2 separate regions of the Homo sapiens genome follow, and region 1 is linked to region 2. The links are chromatin contacts, found by Hi-C or POLR2A ChIA-PET in ENCODE. All regions are on one chromosome and are shown on one strand. The core of a region is the stretch at or near the end of the contact, and the rest is flanking DNA. Distances in the headings are between cores, read along the strand shown. Region 1 overlaps DYM (dymeclin). Region 2 overlaps DYM (dymeclin).

Region 1 (4,397 bases), core at 533-3,032, 38 kb before region 2:
TTACATAAAGTAAGACCTTGGTTTGTTGGTTGGTTTGGGGGTATTTTTGTGGGATTTTTTTGAACTATTTCAAATTTATGTAAACTATACCATGTGAACCAGTACAAAAAAATCTATGAAGATTAAAGTGGCTACTCCCAGGAAGTGATGGATCTTGGTGTGTAAGCTCAGTCAAGAACAAAGTAGAAATATCGAGGCTGCCAAAAAAGGACACTGCAATGGAGTCTGGGGAAGGTTAATCTTGTAGTTCACTGTAATACTTACCTTAAAGCAAAATGAATTACAGTGTGCAGGCTAAGTGCTGGAATGTTAATATTTGTTCATTTATTATACTATATTCAAAAATAAAATGTCATTTATATTTGAGACAGTGACATATAAACAAAAATGTAACTCTTTTCGTTTTTCAGAATTATGGCTAAATAGAGAAAATAATTGATCTATGGTGGGTCCCAGGCAAGTTGACTCTGATTTAGAGCAAGATCCTATTGAGGCCAAGGTCATGGGTAAATTTCTTAAGAGGGCCAGTTAATTTGGTTCTGGAACATAGCAAGAAGTTGTACTCCTGACCTCAGCTTGCCAACTCACTTCATGGTTGCAAAAGGATAGAAGATGGATGATTCAGTTTAAAAACAAAACAAAAAAAAAAAAACACTATCACCAGTACTAGAAAAGATTACATTTACTAAAATTACATTTACCCACAGATGGTGAGTCATCCTAGTTGGTTTAAATGATAGCATATTATTACCACAGATGTTACTAGAAATAAAAGGCTGTTTATCCTTACAATCAAGCCTTATCTCAATTATTTTAATCATCTTTTTGGATTGAGTGTTTATAATAAAATGAGTCACTTAAAATCTCTAGAGTTTAATTCACAGAATACCACGGTATCTAAAGTTGATTCAAAATTCAAGCTGTGTTGAGTAATGTTTACATGATACTACATGACAGCACATTATAGTCTTTGGAGTAGTTTACTAATATATACTGATAAAATAATTGTCGGGTGTGTAATAATAGTTTCATACATGATATTGATGTAAAAGAGTTGGTTTCAAATTGGAAATGCTGTCTTAATAAGCCCTCTATGAAAATGTGGAATAATATATACTAATTGATTTGTTGTTTCTTAAAATATATAAATTAAACACTTAGAAACTCAGAATTCTTTACTACTACCTTCTGGGTTGTTAAGAGGATCACAGCGCCCCTTACTCATGAAAAATTCACCAGCTAATGTCAGCTGAAGCCGATGAGCCAAAAGTTTTAGAACTTTCCCTTGCATTGTAGAATTGAAGCCAACTTTGTAGAAGTAGTATTCTTCCAATTTTGGGCAAGTAAACAGTAAGATCTGGAAGCCCATGGAAGAGTAATTGACTTCCAACCAAATAAAATATTTTTCAATCAAATATTATTTGACATAGCCTTCTAAAATATTTGTGTAATATCCTATGTGGGAATGCATACTATTTGGATAAATCTGTCTATATAGTTAAACAACTTGGCTGTTCAGAGTAAATAGTATTAATATCATTCTAAACATTCTCTTCTTACTGGTATTCTGTGAAGTCTGGGAAAGGCAATACCAGGTAATTATTTTTTCCGGAGCCTCCTGCTTAAACAGAGACCTAAAGAACAGGCTCTGAAATCCTGAGTCACTTATTTCTCCTTTAGGATTTGGAAGGAAATAAATAAAGTTAGTATGTCCTCTGGGAGCCGACTTAGAAGCCGCAGCTCAAAGCTCTCACTGTCTGTATCCACAACAGGGCATGTTCCTGGCTCGCATTTTGCTTACTGTGGAGCAATTTGAATGTCATGGTGATGGGTCAGAATTCTTCCAGATCCGTGCGTGTTCTCATACCACTACCACCTCAGATTTTATTATGTTGGGCTCTCAAGTCCCCTCTTTTCTTCAGTTTAGTGAATTATCTATGTCATTTGAGGATTAAGAATTTTACTGTATTTAGTGTTTGAAAACTAGGTAGTGCTTTTCAAGGGGAATTAACCAGAAGATAACTTATCTTTTAGTGTAAATAAGAAAGTGTGGAATAATATGTTATTGACATTAACCAAACTTCATTTACTCAAGACACTTGATAAGTCATAGGAATTAAAAGTAATTACCAGTTTCACACTAAATGATTTTTAAAGCCTTTATTTTATATCCACTTTTTAGAATACTTTCATGGTTGTTTTTAGTTGCATAAAGAAAAATATAAAAAATCATATCAACTAACTTGCTTAAAACCTTTCACTTTGCTCCTATTCAGGGGTCTCTTCCCTATCTCACCCTAAGCATCTTTCGTTTCTTTGTCAGTTCTCTATCCCCAGAGCAGATTCCTGAGTGCTGTACTGGGAGGGCCCCTTGGGGTCCCACAGGAACAACCCCCATGTGTCCACAGTCACTCTCTTCTGCCTCCCCACACATCCACACTCCTCGTGTATCTCTACCTGTGGAAATATGAATAGCCAGCATCCTCCCTCTAACTCAAAAGTACTGTTAGATCCCAAACCCTAGAAATTCTCATTTCTCAAGTCATTCCTTTCCCTCCACGTTGCCGCCCTCCCATGTGGCTGCTCCACATTTCTCCCACAGTCTATTGCTATAAACTCCTAATTGGGGTCTCCACTTCCACATCCTTCTTCCTCCCCAGGTGTTCTTAGCCCTGTTGCCACCCTTACACCCTGCTCTGATCCAGCACACAAGGCACTTCATGGCCTAACTCCTGACTTAAGTTGTGTTCTTTTTCCTCCTACGGATCCTGTGCTCCAACGCTGTCAGCCGCTGGCCGATCGTCAGGTGGACAGAGTCCTTGCATGCCAGGCCTTTGTGTATGCAGCTTCTGGGTTCTCACAGTTTCATGGCTTGTCTGTCAGGTGAGCCGATCATGCTCCCCGCTTTCTATGAAGCCCACTCTGATTCACCCACGCACACTCGGTGGTTTTCTCCACATTCCTATGGCACACGTATGTCCCTCCATTATAGCAAAACCATCCCCCAGCACACCCATCTCATTCAATACATATTCGTGGGGTAAATTAACTTCACCCTGCCTCTGGATTCCTATTTCTCTCCTTCTTCTCAGCCAAAATCTTGATTTCTCCTTTGGTCCTTCAACTCTCCTTATTCACTGCACAGCATTAGTGCAGAACATTAAAGGAGGGACTCCCAGTGAGGAGTGAGGCTTTTCTCCATGGCTTGCTGTCCCAAGGACCTCTCAGCCCAGGCTCTCTGGTGGAAGACTAAGGGTCTCTTACCGCTAAGCTTTCCCTGCTAGTTGGTTTTCCTGTATTTGGCCCTTCTCCTTCTACCACCCTTCTCCTTCTGTCCCCAGATTTGCTTCTCAGGATGTATGCACCCACCTGTCCCTTTACATTAATTTGCATCATCATCATCATCACCGATATCACCTATAATATACAAGCAAAGCATCTCTTACAAATGTGGTTTGTTTCTTCCTACTGCAGCTCGTTATTTTACCCCCACTTTGACCACAACATTGCTAGGACGTTGGGGAAACAGAAGTGTGTAAGACACCACCTCTGCCCTCAGAAAAATGTATCATCTTTCAGGAGAGAAAGGCACCCCCTTGCGTTGCAGAGCTGAGTAGAGCAGGGCACTTTACGCTGCGTGTAAAATGAATGGTGTAGAAGTTAAGTTCTGGAAGAAGGAGTGGAGACACTGCTGGGAAGAACTAGTCAGGGAACACTGAAGAGAAACCTGGACTTGACCTTCTCTGTCTTAAAGGGATGGTAAGGTTTCCATAAAGCTGGGATGAAAGAGAAATCCAGATGGGGAAATCTGTGTGTGAGTACAAGAGAAGGCCCAAGGCAAGTTCAGCTTAGTGTCCAACTGGAACAATAGGACTCCCCTATTTCTCTCTGCTGTATTAATGTGGCTTGTATTATTTAATGGTACAGTAAAGTAATTAGTGGTTTTCAAACTCTTTAGACTGCCACCCACAGCAAAAAATACATTTTACATCATGATACAATTCACACATTTATATACAACTGAAATGAAAGTTTGATAAAACAGTACTTACCATCATTAAATGTGATGGGCTCCGATATTGCCTATTCTGTTTTCTTTTTTTAAAATTGCTAGTCAGACCCATTAAATTGATTTAATGATCCAGTATTATTTAGTAACTCAGAGAGTTTTAAAAATAATGTGTCAAGGCTGGGCGCAGTGGCTCACACCTGTAATCCCAGCACTTTGGGAGCTGGAGGCGGGCAGATCACGAGGACAGGAGTTTGAGACCAGCCTGACCAATGTGATGAAACCGAGATCATGCCACTGCACTCCAGCCTAGGGGACAGAGCGAGACTCCATCTCAAAATAAATAAATAAATAAATAAATATTAAATCACTGTTTTTCAAAGTGTGA
Region 2 (4,803 bases), core at 1,613-4,112:
GTTGTTTAATTTTCATGCTTACAGTGTATAACAAATTGAATTATCTATCATTGGTCCCTTAAGAGATAAGCAGTGTGTCTTTCTTTATTGAAATATGTAAATTTGTGTCAGGCAGTGTGGCTCACACCTGTAACCCAAGCACTTTGTGGAGGTCAAGTCAGGAGGATCACTTGACCACAAAACCAGCCTGGGCAACATAGTGAGACCCCATCTCTATAAAAAATTTAAAAATTTGCCAGGCATGGTGGTGCAGACCTGTGGTCCTAGCTACTCAGGAAGCTGAGGTGGGAGGATCACTTGAGCCCAGAAGTTTGAGGCTGCAATGAACTATGATCATATCACTACACTCTAGCCTGAGCAACAGAGCAAGACCCTGCCTCTGAGGAAAAAAAAAAAAAAGAAGAAAAAGAAAAAAATGTAAATTTAGCAAAATTGGAGCCTGTGTTATAAAATATGAGTGCTTGCTCTTAATTCCTTGTTTTGAAAATGACTAGAGATCTCCAAATGCTTCATCTACAGATGTTTTACTTGCCTTCTGGGGCATTGATTTGAAAAAAATCATGATAGAGAAGGGAAAGGTCTTGTATTTTCCAGTTGTCCTTTGGCTTTGAACCTTGTTCCAAGGCAGAAGATGGACTCCTTTGAGGCCCTTCTCTGGGACTGCTTGGAGAAGTCAGAGCAAGGTGCTAACAGAGTCTAGCCAGCAGTTGTGCCTGGCCCTCACTGGGCCTCTCAGCCCTGCCTGCACCACCTCAACATCACAGTCAGTCTTCAGCTCCAGTCTCCACCAGTCAGAGCAGACCTCATCAGCCGTAATGGTTTATAGATGAAGTAACTAAGTGTCAAAGAGGGACATGGTTTGTCCAAGTTTATTAGTGTCAGAGCCACCTCTAAAATCCAGACGTCTTGAATTTTCCCTCCATGATACCATTCATAGCCTAAATGGGAGAGGTACATGGTAGTCTTAAAAGTTTACACTTCGTTTTCATGGTATTTATTGAAATTTCAAGTAATTGATCAGTGCGACAGTTGCCATGGGGAGCATGAAATGCCAGCTGCCTACTGCTCTTCTGCCTTCCAGCCTGTCTAGGCTGAGGAGAGGAAGACAGCAGATGTCATGGTGGTGTGCCTGGTGCAGCTTCAGCTGTCAGACTAGGAACAATGGGGCAGGGCGACTCCTGGGCCACTACCAAACCCCCCGCCCCAGTTAACATATGGGGCAAGTGGGAATGAGCATGACTCCCAGCTCCCTTGCCCTGGCTCTTTCTGGCCCCATCGTGCCACAGGCCTGCCTGGGAAACACTGTGCATGCTCGTCTGTGGCCCTGCCTGAGCCAGCCCCTGAGCAGTGTCCACGAGAGACCTGGGCTCAAGGAGCAGCAGTCTGCAGAGGTGAAGTCCTTCCTCTCTGCGGTCTCTTTGTCTGATTGGTCAGCATCACTGCTTTGCCACCTCTGAATGTACTTTCCCTCTATCCTGCCCATGGTGTTATTGCTAGTTCATAAAGTTGTAAACTGTGAAACTGCTCCCTTCATAAGAAAATTACCAAAAAAAAAGTTCAGATCACATGGATTTATACCAGTGCAGTTAAATTTCTAGCCTGCCCAAGGCCAGATCAAGACCCTATTTTGGATATGGTGAGCCAGGTTTTACATTGCTAACACACTGAGATATGAAACTTACGACCTATGCCTTTTTGTACAGGAAAGGGTAAAAGCAGGAATTGGCCCAGGCCATGGCTCATACCTGTAGTCCCAGCACTTTGGGAGGCTGAGATGGGCAACAGATCTCTTGAGCCCCAGAATTCAAGACCAGCCTGGACAATGTGGCAAAAACATGTCTTTACAAAAAATACAAAAATGACCCAGGTGTGGCCGGGCGCGGTGGCTCACGCCTGTAATCGCAGCACTTTGGGAGGCCAAGGTGGGCGGATCATGAGGTCAGGAGATCGAGACCATCCTGGCTAACATGGTGAAACCCCGTCTCTACTAAAAATACAAAAAAAAAAAAAAAATTACCCAGTTGTGGTGGCATGCGCCTGTAGTCCCTGCTACTAGGGAGTCTAAAGTGGGAGGATCGCTTGAGCCTGGGAGGTTGAGGCTACAGTGAGCCGAGATCACACCAATGCACTCCAGCCTGGCCAACAGAGTGAGACTCTGTCTTTAAAAATAATAATAAAATAAATAAAGCAGGAATCATGAATGAAAAAGAATAGGCTTTTATTAATGGAGATTCAATCTTTGTTTCAGCTTACAAATACGAATATTTTTACACTCATTAGCCCTCTGTGAAGATTCTCCTCTCCTCAGTGGCATGTAGCCTGAGAGCCAAATCCTGTTTGATTTCTGATCACATCACCTGTCCCTTGCTTATTAGCTTTCTCTACTTTGGTTTTGGAAAACAGAGTTTCAAGTATTCTCTTTCTTTTCTACTCTGACAGTGTCAATGAAAATGGCCTGTCTTCAGTGGCTTTTAGGGGCTCTGTGGCAATGCTAGCAGAAAGCAGGGCCTGAGCCCATTTGGTGGCTCTTGAGTCTCTGAGTTGTCTGAAGAGTCCTGCCTCCATTTCAGGAAAGTGGGAGCAGAGGGTGACAGCTGAAGAGACAGGAACGACTTGAGAAACCCCAAAGTTTCCTTCAGCCTGCACCTCCCCCAGCCCCCTCATTACTCACTTCCCCTAGCCAGGCTCACGTGGCTGCTGGGCTGAGTCGCCTCAGCTGCCGTGGCAGTGTCACCACCTCCATCCTCACTGGCCAGCAGCGGGAAGCCGTTGTTCCATTAGAGTCAGCCGCTGGTTGCTTGTTCATCTTTTGGTGTGAGCCCTCCCAGGATATTTCCTGGAACGCTGGAGGGAAACATTTCTTCACCCAGCCTTTCCAGGCTTCAGCTCATCGTAGTCTTTGCCTTCCCATTCTCACGAAGGCGGGGAGACCTTTGTCCAAGAAAGGGAATTCAGGTTACTCACCCACAGCATGCTGCTGTGCTTTCGTTTAGCATTCTGCCCATTTGGCCCTCGGCATTTTGGGAAGCTCTGCAGCTTGGCCTGGGGCTACTAATGGGCAGGATCCCACCCAATCTGTTGAGAACCTCAAAGACAGCATCACTGCTGTGGGTTAGGAAGGACTCTTGGCACCTCGTATTCAGATTCTGTCTCTCATTAGTATCATCATCTTTGAAGACAGACAGCAGAATTCTCCACTTTTGCCCCCATCTCCTACCTTGGAATCAAAATATTCTCCTTCTCCCAGCCTCCTAAGTAGGAATTGATTTGCATCAGGCAGTTTGACTCAGTAATGCAGTCAGCCTTCCTGAGGAGTTGACGCGTAGGCAACTTCACCTGGTGCCCCGCAGCTGATGGCTTTTAGATCACGAGTCTCTGTCCTCCATCTGTCCCCTCGACTCTAGGCTTCCCAGGTGAACAGGCTTCCCTCAAGGCTGCCTCCGTGCCTCCACCCACCTCTCCAAACTTACCTCTAGCCACACCTCACTGCAGATCGGCCCCAGAAGGGTGCTGTCAGCCTCTGTCTGCTCCAGAGGGTCCCTCCACATGCAGTTCCAGCAACCCCCACCCCAGCCCTGTCTCCACAAGTCACAACCCTGCCCACACACCAAGGCAGCAGGAGAGTCTGTACCTTCCCACCAGCCCCCAGAAAAGAGAGAGAAATTGAAAACCGAAGATTAAGTTTCTCTCCTTTCTGTGAATCCCCTTAGCCTGGGTCTGTGACAGAGGTCCTACCAGGGACATTTGCTCAAGATTCAGACTCAAGGGGGCTTCCAGTTCTAGCCAATGATACGATGGTTTGTGGAGAGCTTGTCCCGAGCATGGGGCTCCACTTTATATCCTCCATGTTTTCCCGAAGAGTCTTTTCGCCCTTACTTACAAAAACTGTTAGTGTCACTTGTGGACACTCCACAGTGGTGAAACCATTTCCTGAGCTCAGGATCCGTGTCTGCCAACCTTGTAAGTGCCCCTCTTGGGTGGTAACTTAGTGCCCAGAGACCCCCTGCCCAAGTCCCTCTGTGTCGCCAGCCATGGTGTTCCTAGATATGCCATGTGTTGCAACTGTCTTTTGAGCCACTCTCATGATGGGCTTCTTAATTTTAACTTTGTGTTTCTTAACTTGTAACTTCTAATAAGTGGTCCTTTATAATTTCCTATATTTTAAATTTAGTTCTGGCCCAGCACAGTGGCTCACGCCTGTAATTCCTGCACTTTGGGAGGCCAAGGCGGGCAGATCACCTGAGGTCAGGAGTTCAAGACCAGCCTGGCCAACATGGTGAAACCCTATCTCTACTAAAAATACAACAAATTAGCCGGGCGTAGTGGCATGCCCCTCTAATCCCAGCTACTTGAGAGGCTGAGGCAGGAGAATCACTTAAACCCGGGAGGCAGAGGTTGCAGTGAGCCGAGATCGCACCACTGCACTCCAGCTTGGGTGACACAGCAAGACTCCGTCTCAATAAAGAAACAAATAAAGTTCTTCATTAATTGTAAAATTAACATAAAATGAAACTTTTCCACATTCATTGCTGATGTTATTCATAGACCAGTGCTTATCTTCTTTTTGTTAAATTATAATATTTCATAGATTTGTCACTCCCTCCATTACACTTGGAAGAGCCTGCACTTCAGTCTTGATCAACAATTTAGCTGAACTGATGATTCATTATTTCTCCCAGAGTTTGCTGTCCAAGCCCACGTAAAACCTCCTGGCCCCAGTATTCGCCAGAACTACCTGGGAGAGCATCGTCCGGGAGCACCACCCACCTCCCATCCTGGGTCATGCTCCCCGCTTGTTCTTGT

The links. Hi-C counts contacts between places; a loop is a spot of excess contacts on that map. ChIA-PET counts read pairs that join two places held with the same protein, here RNA polymerase II (POLR2A). Pooled maps may share reads with other maps.
Region 1: a loop to region 2 is called in a map of ascending aorta, with 2.1 times the contacts of the local background. The contact joins two enhancer-like sites. A Hi-C loop is called at or near these places in 2 of 168 maps with a recorded cell type or tissue (ascending aorta and posterior cingulate gyrus), 1 of 37 single-sample maps with no recorded cell type and 3 of 50 pooled maps. POLR2A ChIA-PET finds 5 or more read pairs at or near these places in 5 of 52 experiments (AG04450, GM12878, MCF 10A and 2 more).

The regions. Positions count from the first base shown.
Region 1 is chr18:49,091,703-49,096,099 of GRCh38, reverse strand. All of the region lies in intron 17 of DYM (dymeclin), which reads left to right. Among named protein-coding and RNA genes, the nearest start is that of MIR4744, 44 kb to the right of the region's middle. Within about 2 kb of position 1,782, at least 3 of the 41 ENCODE cell types and tissues checked have a DNase peak (open chromatin) inside an H3K27ac peak, as active enhancers do.
Region 2 is chr18:49,053,915-49,058,717 of GRCh38, reverse strand. The region is part of intron 17 of DYM (dymeclin); the gene reads left to right. Among named protein-coding and RNA genes, the nearest start is that of MIR4744, 6.5 kb to the right of the region's middle. Within about 2 kb of position 2,862, at least 12 of the 41 ENCODE cell types and tissues checked have a DNase peak (open chromatin) inside an H3K27ac peak, as active enhancers do.